Linked DNA regions of Homo sapiens: all the other regions are linked to region 2. Evidence: chromatin loops called from intact Hi-C (ENCODE). Cell type or tissue: PC-9. All regions are shown on one strand.

The links. Peaks named below come from ENCODE experiments on the same cell type or tissue, not always from the same donor. Only the 100,000 strongest peaks of a DNase experiment are listed, where the experiment ranks them.
Region 1: a loop joins it to region 2, with 2.7 times the contacts of the local background. A loop is called at or near these places in 2 of 110 quality-filtered maps.
Region 3: a loop joins it to region 2, with 4 times the contacts of the local background. A loop is called at or near these places in 2 of 110 quality-filtered maps.

What each region holds. Positions count from the first base shown.
Region 1 is chr16:24,841,565-24,846,564 of GRCh38, reverse strand. SLC5A11 (solute carrier family 5 member 11) reads right to left here and starts at 602. Exons shown (of 17, transcript NM_001352248.3): 1 at 553-602; 2 at 127-333. In PC-9, no CTCF peak of the experiment used is centred here; DNase peaks (open chromatin) are centred at 1,544 and 1,884; H3K27ac peaks cover 1,945 bases.
Region 2 is chr16:24,986,745-24,991,744 of GRCh38, reverse strand. All of the region lies in intron 1 of ARHGAP17 (Rho GTPase activating protein 17), which reads left to right. Among named protein-coding and RNA genes, the nearest start is that of ARHGAP17, 26 kb to the left of the region's middle. RefSeq lists an enhancer at 2,694-3,297. In PC-9, no CTCF peak of the experiment used is centred here; DNase peaks (open chromatin) are centred at 2,574, 3,834 and 4,644; H3K4me3 peaks cover 826 bases; H3K27ac peaks cover 1,628 bases.
Region 3 is chr16:24,632,987-24,637,986 of GRCh38, reverse strand. It overlaps a transcript of TNRC6A not described here. Among named protein-coding and RNA genes, the nearest start is that of LINC01567, 36 kb to the left of the region's middle. In PC-9, no CTCF peak of the experiment used is centred here; a DNase peak (open chromatin) is centred at 1,896; H3K27ac peaks cover 1,349 bases.

The DNA of each region.
Region 1 (5,000 bases), 150 kb after region 2:
TGCAGAGAGGGCTGAGCTTCCCCTGCCCCACAGGTGACAGCTGGAGTCCTTCTGCCAGCACCTGTCCCCAGACCAACTTCCCAGTTTGGAGAGTGGCTACCTGTTTGGGGGCAGGGGGTGTCTTACCTTATTCCAGATGCAGGGCTCACCTGCCCTGGGGGCTGTCAGTGGCTTCTAAGGCACTAGGAGGTGGCGGTGGTTGTAAGGAGGGAGATACCCGGGATCCTCTCTCTTTGCAGCCAAGAGCTTCCGGAGACAGCAGTGACCCTTCCTCCTATATGCCCGCTGCTGAGAGAGCCTCCAAGCGGGTCAAACTCCAAACTCCAGCCTCAGCTGCAGCGGGGATTAAAGGAAGCGTGAATGATCTCCCCAGGGCAGAAGAGAGAACGGGGCCCAGCCCAGGACCCTTGAACTCTGAGCAGGTGGGGAAGGTGACATGTCCCACGCTCTGCCCACACCGTCCTCCACCAGGGTCCTCACCTGCGTGGGGACCCATGGCATGGAGGGGTTGGGGAGACGCTGGAGCCCAAGGCACCATCCTGCTTCACTCACCCAGTCTTCCACTGTCCCGCCTCCACGCTGGGGACAGGCAGGCTTGGGACGAGCTGGAGGAAGGGGAGGGGAGGAAAAATGCTGGCGGCGGATGGAGGGGACAGAGGCAAAGTGCCAGGAGGGACGTCCAGCCACAGCCCTCACCGCAGTGGCAGCAACAGGAACAGCAACCATTGCTTGTGCAACCCCTTTCCATATACTCTTCAGACAGAGGCATGGCAAAGAACAGGTGTCTGCCTGAAGTCGAGAGTTCGAGACCAGCCTGACCAACATGGAGAAACCCCATCTCTACTAAAAATACAAAGTTAGCCGGGTATGGTGGTGCATGCCTGTGGTCCCAGCTACTCGGGAGGCTGAGGCAGGAGAATCACTTGAATCCGGGAGGCGGAGGTTGTGGTGAGCCGAGATTACACCATTGCACTCCAGCCTGGGCAACAAGAGCGAAAATCAGTCTCAAAAAAAGAAGAAGAAGAAGAAGAAGAGGTGTCTGAGGCCCTGAAAAACCGTCAGGAGTGACCGAGCCATGGCCAGGCGCCCACATCGGGCCCAGGACATCAGCGGGGCATAGCGAAGATTTCTGCCAGATGCTCAAAGCATCCAAAACTTTATTTACTTTTTATTTCTGAGACAGGATCTCACTCTGTCACCCAGGCTGGAGTGCAGTGGTGGCATCACAGCTTGCTGCAGGCTCATCCTCCTGGGCTCAAGTGATCCTCCCACCACAGCCTCCCGAGTAGCTGGGACTACAGGCGTGCACCACCACACCCAGCTAATTTTTTCATTTTTTTGGTAGAGAGAGAATCTTGCTATGTTGCCCAGGCTGGTCTCCAACTCCTGGGTTTAAGTGATCCTCCCACCTTGGCCTCCCAAAGTGCTGGGATTACAGGGGTCAAACACTGTGCCAGGCCAAATACCAAAACATTTTAAAAATAGTTACTAGTATTTGCAAACCAAGAGGCTTGAAACATAATTCTAGAATACTCACTTTTCTAGAACAACCTGAAGATCTGGCCTCACCAGGCCCCCATGGCCACAGGACAGCTGCTGACTGGGGAGGAGTCGTGGCCTCCCCATCTCACTCCTTCACTGGGCCTGCCAGGCTCTGGGGGGCCCTCAGCTGAGGCCCCTGTCCTGGCACCGAGTAGCCAGAAATAATAGCAGTGATGAACACGTGCCAGGCTCTAAGGGCACAACATGCCTTTACTCACTTGGTCTTTCCAACAACCCTCGAAGTTAGGTCCTGTTATCTCTATCTTACTGACGAGGTAACAGAGGTAGAGGAGATGAGTCATCGGCCCAGGATCACCCGGGTTGTAAGTGACACAGCAAGATTTCAGCCCAGGCCACCTGGCTCTAGAGTCCTGCAGGAGCAGTGGAGGGTGGCTTGACTGGATAAAGGGTGGCCTGGGTGAGCAAACACTGGGTGACTGACCAACACCAGTATGAATGGGGCCTTTGGGGGAGGGACCTGCCCTGGGGGACAGATTTACAGAAGGAACAGCTGGGATTGGAGAAGAGGGACAGACAGAAGGCCATGAATCTGTGATCTGCAGCAGAGGCCACAGCACCAGGAAAGGCAGTGGGGTGCCACCGAGGGTGCACTGCTTCGCCAACCTGGGGTCCAGTCCTGACTTCTTGGGAATGTCTGGGGAGCCTTAGCCATGTGCAGGGTGTCTACAGAAGAGGCGTGGTAGTGAGTGAAGCCGGGCAGGTGGAGCTGAGGCTGACCCGAGAGCATGTGTCCCAGCTGAAGAGGACAGCCACGACCCAGCTCCACGTGGGGGAAGACAGGCCCAATGGGGTCAGAACTTCTGATTGTTCTAGAGAAGTTCTGCAAAGTTTCATGATTACGCATCCTTGAGGGCCAGATGTGGCCTGCTCGACCCTTGGCTTGTCACCTCCGATTGTTTCTCTGTCAGGTTTTTCATTTTTACCCTCAGTGCTATAAAGAATAGGAGAGGTGGAGTGCAGGGGCTCATGCTATCATCTCAGAGCTTTGGGAAGCTGAGGCAGGAGGATCTCTTGAGGCCAGGAGTTAGAGGCCAGTCTGGGTAACTCAGTGAGACCCTCATCTCTACACAAAATAGGAAGAATTAGATGGACATAGCAGTGTGCACCTGTAGTCCCAGCTACTCAGGAGACTGAGGTGGGAGAATCGTTTGAGCCCAGGAGTTCAAGGCTGCAGTGAGCCATGATAGTGCCACTACACTCGAGGCAACAGAATGAGATCTCAATTCAAAAAAAAAAAAAAAAAAAAAAAGAACTGTATAACCACTTTAGAGAACTATTTGGACATTTCTTATAAAGTTACCATACACTTTGCCGAGCGCGGTGGCTCATGCCTGTAATCGCAGCACTTTGGGAGGCCAAGGTGGGTGGATCACAAGGTCAGGAGTTCAAGACCAGCCTGCACTCGTCTCTACTAAAAATACAAAAATTAGCTGGGTGTTGTGGTGGGCCCCTGTAATCCCAGCTACTCAGGAGGCTGAGGCAGGAGAATCATTTGAACCTGGGAGGCAGATGGAGGTTGCAGTGAGCCAAGACCGTGCCATTGCACTCCAGCCTGGGTGACAAGGCGAAACTCCATCTAAAAAATAAAATTAAATAAATAAATAAATAAAGTTACCATACACCTCCCCCATGACCCAGCAATTTCACTCTTAGGTATTTATCAAGAGAAATGGAGACATATGTTCCCAAAAAGTTGTGCACACAAGTGTTCATGGTGGCCTTATTCAAAACTGTTTCTAAGTGGAAACAACACCAGTTCCATCGACAGGTGAGTGAAGAAACAAACTGCGGTGCATCCAACACCGTGAAAAACTTTCATCGAAAGGAATGAACTACCCAACCCACGCAACACCACGGATGAATCGAAGACTCTACGAAACATTATGCTGAGCAAAAGGAGCTGACCTGGGCTGGGTGCGGTGGTCACACCTGTGATCCCAGCACTTTGGGAGGCCGAGGTGGGTGGATCGCCTGAGGTCAGGAGTTCGAGACCAGCCTGGCCTATGTTGTAAAACGCTGTCTCTTCCAAAAATATAAAATTAAATTATCCTGCTGTGGTGGTGTGCGCCTGTGGTCCCAGTTACTCGTGAGGCTGAGACAGGAGAATTGCTTGAACCCAGGAGGTGGAGGCTGCAGTAAGCCAGGATCACGCCACTGGACTCCAGCCTGGGTGAGACAGAGCAAGACTCCATCTCAAAAAAAAAAAAAAAAAAAAAAAAAAAAAGCTGACATGAAAAGAGTACAGACCTTATGATTCAATTTATGTGAGGCTCAAGAACAGGAAAGATGGATTTGTGGTGACAGAAGTCAAAGAACAGGACCCAGTGAACAACTGGAAGAGGGTGGGAGTGTGCTCTCAGAGGTGATGGAAATTTCTATTATCTTGAATTGGGTGGTAATTATACGGTATATACAATTGGTAAAACCCCGTGAATTGAAGGATGAACACTTATGCTTTTTTTTTTTTTTTTGACCAAGTCTCACTCTATCACCCAGGATGGAGTGCAATGGCGCCATCTCAGCTCACTTAAACTTCTGTCTCCTGGGTTCAAGTGATTCTCCTGCCTCACCCTCCCAAAGTGCTGGGATTACAGGCATGAGCCACCGCGCCTGGCTGACTCATGCATTTTATTGTATGTAAATTATATCTTTAAAAATGAGAGCAGATGGCCGGGCACAGTGGCTTACCCCTGTAATCCTAGCACTTTGGGAGGCCGAGGTGGGCGGATCATGAGGTCAAGAGATCGAGACAATCCTGGCCAACATGGTGAAACCCTGTCTCTACTAAAAATACAAAAATTAGCCAGGCGTGGTGGGGTGCACCTGTAGTCCCAGCTACTCGGGAGGCTGAGGCAGGAGAATCGCTTGAACACAGGAGATGGAGGTTGCAGTGAGCCGAGATCATGCCATTGCACTGTAGCCTGGGTGACAGAGTGAGACTCCATCTCAAAAAAAAGAGCAAATATACAAACAGTGAATTCATACAGAGCAAATACACTGAGCAAATACAGTTATTGCGAGTCTGTCTCCCAGATTTTAGTTCCAGCCCATTGTCACCACGTAAGAACGTGGGTCTTATGTTGCCAGCATTCCTTTTGCAAGAGAAATCTAAGTCTGGGTTTTTTTTGTTTTTGTTTTTGTTTTTAATAGAAACTCTGATGACTTGTAAGGTTTGGTAAATTCAAAAGCAACAAAATAGCTAAAATGCGGGGTGTGTCAAATGATGCACGGGGCTCTGTTTGGAATCTGTATTCCTGGGTCGCATGTTCTCCTAGAGGGCTCAAGATGTGATTTCTTCCTAGATTTTCTGCAGACTTTTAATAACACACCTTTGCCTACCCACATCCCTAACAACTCAAATGTTGCTATTTGTTGCAAGAATTGAAAAGAGCAAATCCTCAAAACTGAAATAAGCTTTTCTAGGCAACATGCAAGCC
Region 2 (5,000 bases):
CTCTGTGAATGCATGCTCAGCTGAGATCTGCTGGTGCAGGTGTTTCTATAGCTTCCTTAGCAGTGGTGGGAAGCCCAGCAGCTTAAGATGTTAGCTTCTGATGCAGGGTTTACTAACTCTCCACGTACTCTGTCCCTGAGTTTCTGTTTATTGTTTGCCTGTGATTCTCTTTGGTGCCATCCCACACGGTGTTGTCACAACCAACCCTTTGTTTTAATTGAACGTCCTGCGCTACTCCTGCTCTAACTCTGACTAGCTTTTTGTTTTTGTGTGGTCCAGGCTCGACTGTGACTTCTTCCAGAGAGAAGCTAGAACAGCTTGATAAATTTGGAAAGGTCATTCTTAGATAAGACTTGGGATTTATCTGAAGGTTGTTATTATTTGTTGTAATTCTCAGAACAGCTAACACTCCATGAACCCTCACTAGGTGCCACGAAACACGTTAAATGAAGTACATGAGATGGTGTTCCTAAACAACCACTATGGTGGTGGTATCATTATTATAATTTTATGGTTATAATTATTCCTATTTCACAGTGGAGGAAATGTTTCTTAGTAAGGTGCACATGTGAACGTCTAGCCTTGGGTTTCAAAGTCTGGTATGTTTGACTCCAGAGCCCTAACTCTTAGTTCTGACTGTATCCTACATTCTTATCCTTTGCTGAGAGTGAAACTTAGAATTGGGTATCACTCTGTTTTTTACAACTGAGTTTACTCTGTCTGTGAAGGCCGCAGCGTAAAGCCAGTTGTGAATCATGCACATCAGCTCCTTCTGAAATGTGTTTATGGCCTAGGACACAGGGACCCTGGAGACTATGGTGCTGCAGTGCATTATGGCTGCTACCCTTCTAGTCTGTCCTGCTGCTCGTTCTGCCACCTGCCAGCTGTTGCTACCTGAACCTTCTCCTTGCAGCAGTTCTCAGTGTTCTCTTTGCTTGGGAATTGCCTGGGGAGCTAAAAAAAAAAAAAAAAAGCCAAGCCCCACCTCCAGAGGTTCTAATTCATTTGTTTTAGGTTGGGGTCCAGGCATCAGTATTATTATTTTTGACAACCTTATGAGGGGTGTGTGTGTATTTGTGTTTTTGTGGGGGACATGGTCTCACTCTGTTGCCCAGGCTGGAGTGCAGTGGTGTGATCTTGGCTCACTGCAGTCTCCACTTCCCAGGCTCAAATGACCCTCCTACCTAAGCTTCCTAAGTAGCTGGACTACAAGTGCTCACCACCATGCCCAGCTAATTGTTTTAATTTTTTTTTTTTTTGAGACAAGATCTTGCTTTGATGCCCAGACTGGAGTGCAGTGGCACGATCGTGGCTCACTGAAGTCTTGACCTCCTGGGCTCAAACAATCCTCCCACTTCAACCTTCTGAGTAGCTGGGACTACAGGTGTGCACCACCATGCCTGGCTAAGTTTTTTATTTTTTGTATAGATGGAGGTGTCCCTGTCTTGCCCAGGCTGGTCTTGAACTCCTGGACTCAGGTGATTCTCCCACTTTGGCCTCCCAGAGTGCCGGGATTACAGGCATGAGCCACTGTGCCCAACCTATGAGATATATTTTATAGATCATAAAATTTACCCATTTTCCCCTTTTATCTTTAGTTGGCTGCAATGTTTGTACATATTTATGGGATATAGAGTGATATTCTGATATGTTTACAATGTGTAATGATCAAATCAGCATAATTATCGTATCCATCACCTTGAACGTTTGTGCCTGTATTGTGAACATTCAAAATCCTCTTCTAGATTTTTGAAAATACACACTAAGTTATTGTTAGTCATATTCACCCTACAGTGCTATAGAATACTAGAACTTATTCCTCCCATCTAGCTATAATTATTTATCCCTATCCATTAACCTCTCCCTATCTCTCCTCCACCCTATGCTTCCCAGCCTCTAATAACCACAATTCTACTCTCTACTTTTATGACGTTATTTTTTTTGGCTCCCACATATGAATGAGAACATGTGGTATATATCTTTCTGTGTCTGACATATTTCAAAAAATGTCTCATTTTAAGTGTAGAACTCAATGATTTGTAGTAAATTTACAGAGTTGTGTAACCATCACCACAACCCAATTGTAGAACATTTTTGTCACCCCAAATGAGAGCCTTCATACTTCTTTACAGTTAATCCCCATTCCCCCCACCCCCAAAGCCAACCACTCATCTACTTTCTGCCTCTATAGATTCCCGTTTTCTGGCCATTTCATATAAGTGGCATCACCTGTATTATTTTCAGAGCCTCCAGGACTGTCATGTGTAGCTCTGGTTAAGAACCACTGTTACCTCCTAGATCTTTTTCCACTAGTTTTTATTTTTACTATTTTTCTGAGTGGCTCAGAAAACTCAATAGGCCCCTGCCAGGGCTGTCTCTTAGATAATCTGTGAGCTAAATGAGTCCTTGTAAGTTGGACTGAGAACTTAACATTTACAACCTGTTTTTATGGGGATGAGCTTGTCAAAGTCCAAATGTGCTGACCTAGTTTGGAAGGGAGCCTGCACAACCTGTCTTCAGACGCTGTGCACCTCCCCAGCAGCCATCAGTCACAGCACTGAGTCAGAGCCCAGGTGTGGAGGGAGCCCCTGACATTGTGTGGCCTGGCCTTGGGCACTTTTGCTTTAGACTTTTTGTGTGGCTTTTCAGCTCCTCCTAGCCTCTGGCTGCCTCACCAGAGCAGTAAACTGGACTCCTCCTGAGCTCCTTTCCCTTAGGCAGTAGCTCTATGTGGATGTACTGTCTGCATTGCAATATTTTGCAAAATATTTCTCACATATTTTTGCCTGCTTAAATGAGTTTTAAAATCTCAAACTCAGCTGCCTCCAGGTCCAAGCAGGTACCATGAGTGACTGGAGCAGGCTGGGGAATAAGGCACTTGGAATGCCTGAGAGGCCGTTGAGGTGGTTGGTGGCAGAAGGGAGATTTCTTTCAGATTTTGCTATAAGCAAGAATCGGTGGTGGAGCTTTGAGACAGGCCACGTGGTTAGAGCAGGGATAGCAAATAGATTCCATTTCATGTGCCAGAGGGGAAAAAGCCAACTGACCGAACAAAACGCTGCGTGGGTAAGCTTACATGTGCAGGAAAACGATAAACCTCAATTCAATTTAGGGTAAAATGTAACTGTTCATCTTAGTCACTGGAATTCAAATAATATTATCAAGATTAAGTTAAGATTGAGAAGGCTTTTATTGTCATTTAAAGTAAAAATTAAATGTTATAACCCTGTCCTAGAGAAGCTGTAAATACATGGGCAAAATACCATCATTTGGGGAAATAATGCAGAGTATAGAACTATTAGATCTATTTTTCCCACGTCATTGCCAAAATATTTTCTGTTGAATCATTTCCCCCCGTTAAGTATCCTTTTTCTTTTCAGTGTTAGGCATGGGAACAATTTTTTCCCAATAACATCCCTTTAGAGTTCTGTAAACTCTCTTACGGCTTTTAAACTGCTTTGTGGCAGGTATAACAAATTGCTTCATTTTTAAAGTTTCAGAGAGTCGTTTATTTTAAAAATCCAATTAAGTAGATTTTAGATTCCTTCCCAGAAATCTAAGACGACAGCTAATCTAATGAGATAAAACAGTAAAAACTCATTCAGTAGTCCTCCAGCTCACTATGAAATCAAACTATTGCATCCAAACTGGGCTCAGAGGCTCAGGTGGATTTTGTAAACACTTGTAACGGGAGGTGACAGTGTTGCACAAAATCAGATTCCCAGCAGAATGAAATCCACTGCCTAGCCCTGGGTGGGCTCTGTAATTTCACTGTGAATACAAATCATGTTGCATGCAGTAATGTTTATGTTGTTACCCTACATACAATATTCAGATCCTTGGTAGATTAGTCACAGTCTGTCTTATTTCTCAAAAATGCGTCAGATATTTCCTGGTAACTAGCATTGAAAATGAGCTCATTAAAAATTCTCTCCATGCTTCATTTTTTCATTTTAATTGACGTATCAGTCAGTGTGCAAGTGTAAAAGCCAGCAGAACAGTGATCTCTCATGTGAAATTGTAAACCAAAAACCAACAGCCCTGTGAGCCCAGAGGCAGTGGGAGCCATTGATGTTTGATGCTAGTGTTGGCGCCTCGGCCACATATTTGCCATCCTTGGGTTGGGGGTGCTCTTGGTGGTAGAAAGATGAGCCCCTGCTCTCAAGGCCCCAGAATGGCTGAAAGGATTGAAAAGGAGCAATTTGGCAAAAGTCTTGAAAAGCCAGCGTCTCTCAACCTCTGAAATGCAAGTTGGGAAAACGTAGAAATCCCCCTTCTGAGTAAGAAGAATTTGGATTTGGGAAGTGATTAAAAAGGATTGAAGTTTCATGGGAAAATGGACTTCACTTGTACATAGATCAGGGGTCAGCAAACTCTGGTCTGTGGGCTAAATGCGGCTGCTGCAGGCTCAGAATGGTTTTGGCATTTTTAAATACTTGAAAACATTAAAAGAGGAACAGTAGTTCATGACGTACGATAATTAGGCAAAATTCACATTTCAGTGTCCATAAATAAAGGTTTATTGGGGCACAGCCAGGTCCGTTCATTTATACAATGTCTGTGGCAGCTTTTGTGCTGCAGTGGCAAGCTGAGTCATTACATAGAGACAGTATGGTCTGCAAGCCTGAAATGTTTATTGTTGCTGAACTCTTGGGTAGAGAACTGTGTTTATTTAGGTCTTGTCCCGAAATATGTTTATCAGTAGAGACCAGAAAGCAAACAGTGATTAAAATACTTCAGTGTTTTTGAGGAGGTGAGTGGATGGAGGTGCGTAGGTGCAGGAGGGACATAACTTCTGATTTCTTCCTGTCACCAGTGTCACCAGCACTGGGCTGTGCCTCCGCATTTGGACTGAATTATCAGAGGCAGCCACCCCTGTTCATTTTGGCAGCTGCTGCTTGCCTATGAGGCAGAATGTCGAGGAAGAGAAAATACACCTCCAGCCCAGCCTCACCCATCCTCAAAGTGATTCTAAAAAGTTAGCTATCAAGGTTTGCACC
Region 3 (5,000 bases), 350 kb after region 2:
ATGGTAAAGCCCTGTCTCTACTAAAAATACAAAAGTTAGCTGGGTGTGGTGGCGCGAGCTGGTAGTCCCAGATACTTGAGAGGCTGAGACAGGAGAATCGCTTGAACCAGGAGGTGGAGGGTGCAGTGAGCCAAGATCAGGCCACTGCACTCCAGCCTGGGCAACAGAGCCAGACTCCATCTCAAAAATAAATAAATAATAAATAAATTAAAAAATGGCATCATATGGAATGTACTCTACGTGCCTTGCTTCTTTCATTGGATGTGATATTTGTGAGATTCCTTGGTATTGTGTTGTGTGGTTGTGGCGCCCTCATTCTCACTGCTGCCTGAGTCCTCTTTTAAGAAAGCTCTGCACCTCCCCACATGGGACCTTCCTTCCCACAGTAACTGTGGTTCCCTCACTTCCAATAACATTTCCCTTCCTCCTTCCTTACTTTCCCTCCATAGGTCTGATCACCATCTAATATATTGTACATTTAATCTATTTATTGTATTATTTTCCCCTTGCCTAGAACTATGGAGTCATAGTCAGATCAATGCTCGTACTCTTTGAACAAGTAAACCTCAGTGACCTCCGCATGGCATCCAGCATGCCCATGGGTGGAGGGAACGCCAGGCTGCCCAGACCACAGATGGGTCAAGAACTGCAACAGGCTGGGCACGATGGCTCACGCTTGTAATCCCAGCACTTTGGGAGACTGGGATGGGCAGATCGCTTGAGGCCAGGAGTTCGAGACCAGCCTGAGCAACATGGTGAAACCCCATCTCTACAAAAAATTTTAAAACTAGCCAGGTATGGTGGTATGCACCTGAAGTCCCAGCTACTAGGGAGGCTGAGACGGGAGGATCACCTGAGCCTGGGAGGTTGAGGTTGCAGTCAGCCATCATCCCACCACTACACTCTAGCCTGGGCCAGGGAGTGAGACCCTGTCTCAAAAACAAAAAGAAAAACAAACAAAAAAAACCCCTGCAACAAAGTGTCATTTAGCAGGAGAGGCCAATCTGATGGGGCCCCAGGTATGGCTCTCTTACTGTAATATCTATACCACAGCCATGAATATAGATGTGAAAATTCTACATAAAATGCTTACAAATAACTTTTTCAAGCTTATGACAATTAAAAGTTAAAAAGGTTCAGAAATATCTATTAATAGGGAATATCTGAACTTTCTGGATTTACATGCTTTTGCATCTTGAATTTTTAATAATAAGCATCCATTGATTTAGTAATTAAAAATTAAGGAACAAAATGCCATAACTGAGTCAAATTTATCTTACTACTGTCAAAACAGTTCAATATTTATGAATTGATATAAAAATAAAACAAAGAGCCAGGCTTAGTGGCTCTACCTGTAATCTCAGCTGAGGTGAGAAGATCACTTGAGGCCAGGAATTCAAGACCACCCTGGACAACATAGTGAGACCCTGTCAAAAAAAAGTTAAAAAATAAACCAGGCGCAGTGGCATGTGCCTGTAGTCCTAAATACTCGAGAGCATAAGATGGGAGGATCTCTTGAGCCCAGGAGTTTGAGGCTGCAGGGAGCTGTGATCATCCCACTGCAATCCAGCCTGAGTAACAGAGCAAGATCCTGTCTCAAAAAAAAAAAAAAAATCACAAAGTCCTACAATATTTTATAAAATCACAAATCTAACATTACAATAATAGAAGAGTGTCTGGCTTATCATAGGCACTTAGGTAATTCTTGAATGAATGAATGAAAATATATTAATATGTTAAATCATTCCAATAGGTCAAGTATAAAAAACAACCCACAATGTTACTAATAAATGCTGAAAAGGCATTAAGAAAGAATCCAGCACACATTCCTGATGAAAATCCTTGGCAGGCAGTAAAGAAGACGGTTTCCGTCACATGCCTCCCTGCAAACCACTGCAATCTGGCTTTTGCTGGCACCCTGCCATTGGAACTGCTTTCCCCAAGGCGATCAGTGCCCTGCATATTGCCAAATCCAATGCACTTGGATGGGTACCAATAAATATGTAATGAATTAAGGAATGGATGATAAAAGAATCTCAGATCAACGGCATCATCCTTAACAATAAAACACCAGCATTGTCTCTTTAAAGTCAGAAATAAAATGCAGGATGTGAGCTACTGCTATCATTTGATGATGTTTCTGGAAGCTCAGGCAAAAATAAAACAAAAAACCATGGAGACCAAAATATAAGGTACAGCTACTGGCAACAAGGTGACAAAATCATCTTTCTTTGTGTAAAACCTCAGAGAATTATGCAAAAACTCTCAGAAATAATAAGAGAGTTCTGGGAGTTTACAGATACACAAATGGTAATTGTTTTCCCTGAATACCAACAAATGTGATGTCTATGATGGGTGCTGAGACAATTGAGAAAGTAAAATTTTTTAAAAAGGTGCAGAATCTGGCCAGGTGTGGTGGCTCGTGCCTGCAATCCCAGCACTTTGGGAGGCCAAGGCAGGCGAATTACTTGAGGTCAGGAGTTTGAGACCAGCCTGGCCAACATGGTGAAACCCTGTCTGTACTAAAAATACAAAAATTAGCTGGGCGTGGTGGTGGGCTCCTGTAATCTCAGCTACTCAGGAGGCTGAGGCGGAAGAATGGCTTGAACCTGGGAGGCAGAGGTTGCAGTGAGCCAAGATCGAGCCACTGCACTCAAGCCTGGGTGACAGGTCTCCAAAAATAAACAAATAAATATATAAGTAAATAAATAAATAAACGTGCAGAATCTTATGAATAAGAAGTAAAACAATCCAGATGAAGGGTATAGAGTTCCAGCATTACAAAGAAAGAAAGAAGGAAGGAAGGAAAGAAGGAAGGAAGGAAGGAAGGAAAGAAGGAAAGAAAAGAAAAAGAAAGAAAAAGAAAGAAAAGAAATAAAGAAAGAAAGAAAGAAAGAAAAGAAAGAAAGAAAAAGAAAGAAAGGTGACTCACTTCTGTAATCCCAGTGCTCTGGGAGGCTGAGGCAGGAGTTCAAGACCAGCCTGGGCAACATAGCAAGACCCTGTCTCAACAACAACAAAACAAATGAAGAAAGAAAAAAGTGTATGGAGAATAAGATTTTTTTTCCAACTTGCTAAATGTGAAATGTAAATGATTCTTACATTGTGAAATTTACATTAAATTCTAGGGCAAGACACAGGCTTGATATCTTCCATGGACAGGCCAGGTGCCACTGAACCATGAGAAAGGGCTAAGATTGGTAAGGTGGGGGCTGATGCTGCCCCACCCTGGAGAGCACATTCTGGATCCCTTGTTGTAATCTGGAATCCCCGAATGAAGTTCCTGGACTTGTAACCTCAGCTGACCTGGGATAACAATTCTGTTTTCTTAGTAGGGAAGCGATGTGACAAACACAGAAAAGTGTAAAAACAAATATAGAGACGATGGCCGAATAAGTCATACCTGTGGTATATTAATACTCTTGTATTAGGTTCAGCAATTCGTTTTTATAGTCCTAGTGATAATGTGTAGATTTTGCATGTTACAATATTTAAGGTGTGTGAAACACTTAAGAGAATCTGGTATATTCAATGTGCATTTATTTATTTATTTATCTGAGACAGGGTCTCTCTCTGTCGCCCAGGCTGGAGTGTAGTGGCATGATCTCGGCTCACTGCAACCTCTGCCTCCTGGGCTTAAAGGATCCACCTGCCTCAGCCTCCCAAGTAGCTGGGACTACGGGCATGCACCACCATGCCTGGCTATCTGTTTTGTATTTTTTTGTAGAGATGGGGTTTTGCCATGTAGTTTAGGCTGGCCTTCAACTCCTGAGCTCAAGCAAACCTCCCAAAGTGCTGGGATTACAGGCCTGAACCACTGCGCCCAGCCCAATTTTGAAATTTATTGATCAAATGATCACACTATTTAGGCACTGGGCATATACAGTGATAAAAAAGATAAATTTGGTCTGGCCCAGTGGCTCACGCCTGTCATGCTAGCACTTTGGGGGGCTGAAGCGGGAGGATCACTTGAGGCCAGGAGTTCAAGAGACCAGCCTGGTCAACATGGCAAAACCATGTCTCTAATAAAGATACAAAAATTAGCCAGGTGTGGTGGTGCATGACTGTAATCCCAGCTACTCAGGAGGCTGACATGAGAATCCCTGGAACCGGGAGGCAGAGGTTGCAGGGAGCTGAGACCATGCCACTGCACTCCAGGCTGGGCATCAAAGCGAGACTTCGTCTCGAAAAAAAAAAAAAGAGAGATAAATTCTATACCTTAATGGAGCTTAAATTCTATTGGGAGGAATGTGTGTGTGTGGAGGCACAGAAAACAAACAAGGAAAGAAATAAAAGCCGGGCACAGTGGCTCACGCCTGTAATCCCAGCACTTTGGGAAGCCGAGGTGGGTGGGTCACGAGGTCAGGAGTTCGAGGTCTGCCTGGCCAATATGGTGAAACCCCAACTCTACTAACAATACAAAAATTAGCTGGGTGTGGTGGCACACGCCTGTAATCCCAGCTACTTGGGAGGCAGAGGCAGGAGCATCGCTTGAACCCGGGAGGTGGAGATTGCAGTGAGCCGAGATTGCACCACTGCACTCCAGCCTGGGCAACAGAGTGAGACTCTGTCTCAAGAAAAAAAGAAAAAGAAAAAAAAATAAATACACCATGAGTATAATTTTTGAAAGTAAGTGATGCTGTAAGGAAATAAGCCTGGTTAAGGTGATAGATTGCACTTTAGATCAAAGCACTGTACTTTAAATTGAAGGCCTCTCTGAAGAGATAATACTCTGAGCTGAGATCTTAAACCTACAAAGGAGTAAACCATGAATAAGTCAAGCAGCTGCATATATGGTAAATAGAGCATATAAAGGCTCTGAGGCCAGAGCAAGCTTGGTAGGTTCAAGTACCTGCAAAGCAGCCACTGTGGCTGCAACAGAGCAAGTGAGAGGAAGTTCTAGAATAAAGCAAGTGCCTGGTGATGTAGGGCCTTGCAGACTATGTTGAGAAGTCTGGATTTTTTTTTTTTTTTTTCGAGACTGAGTTTTGCTCTTGTCA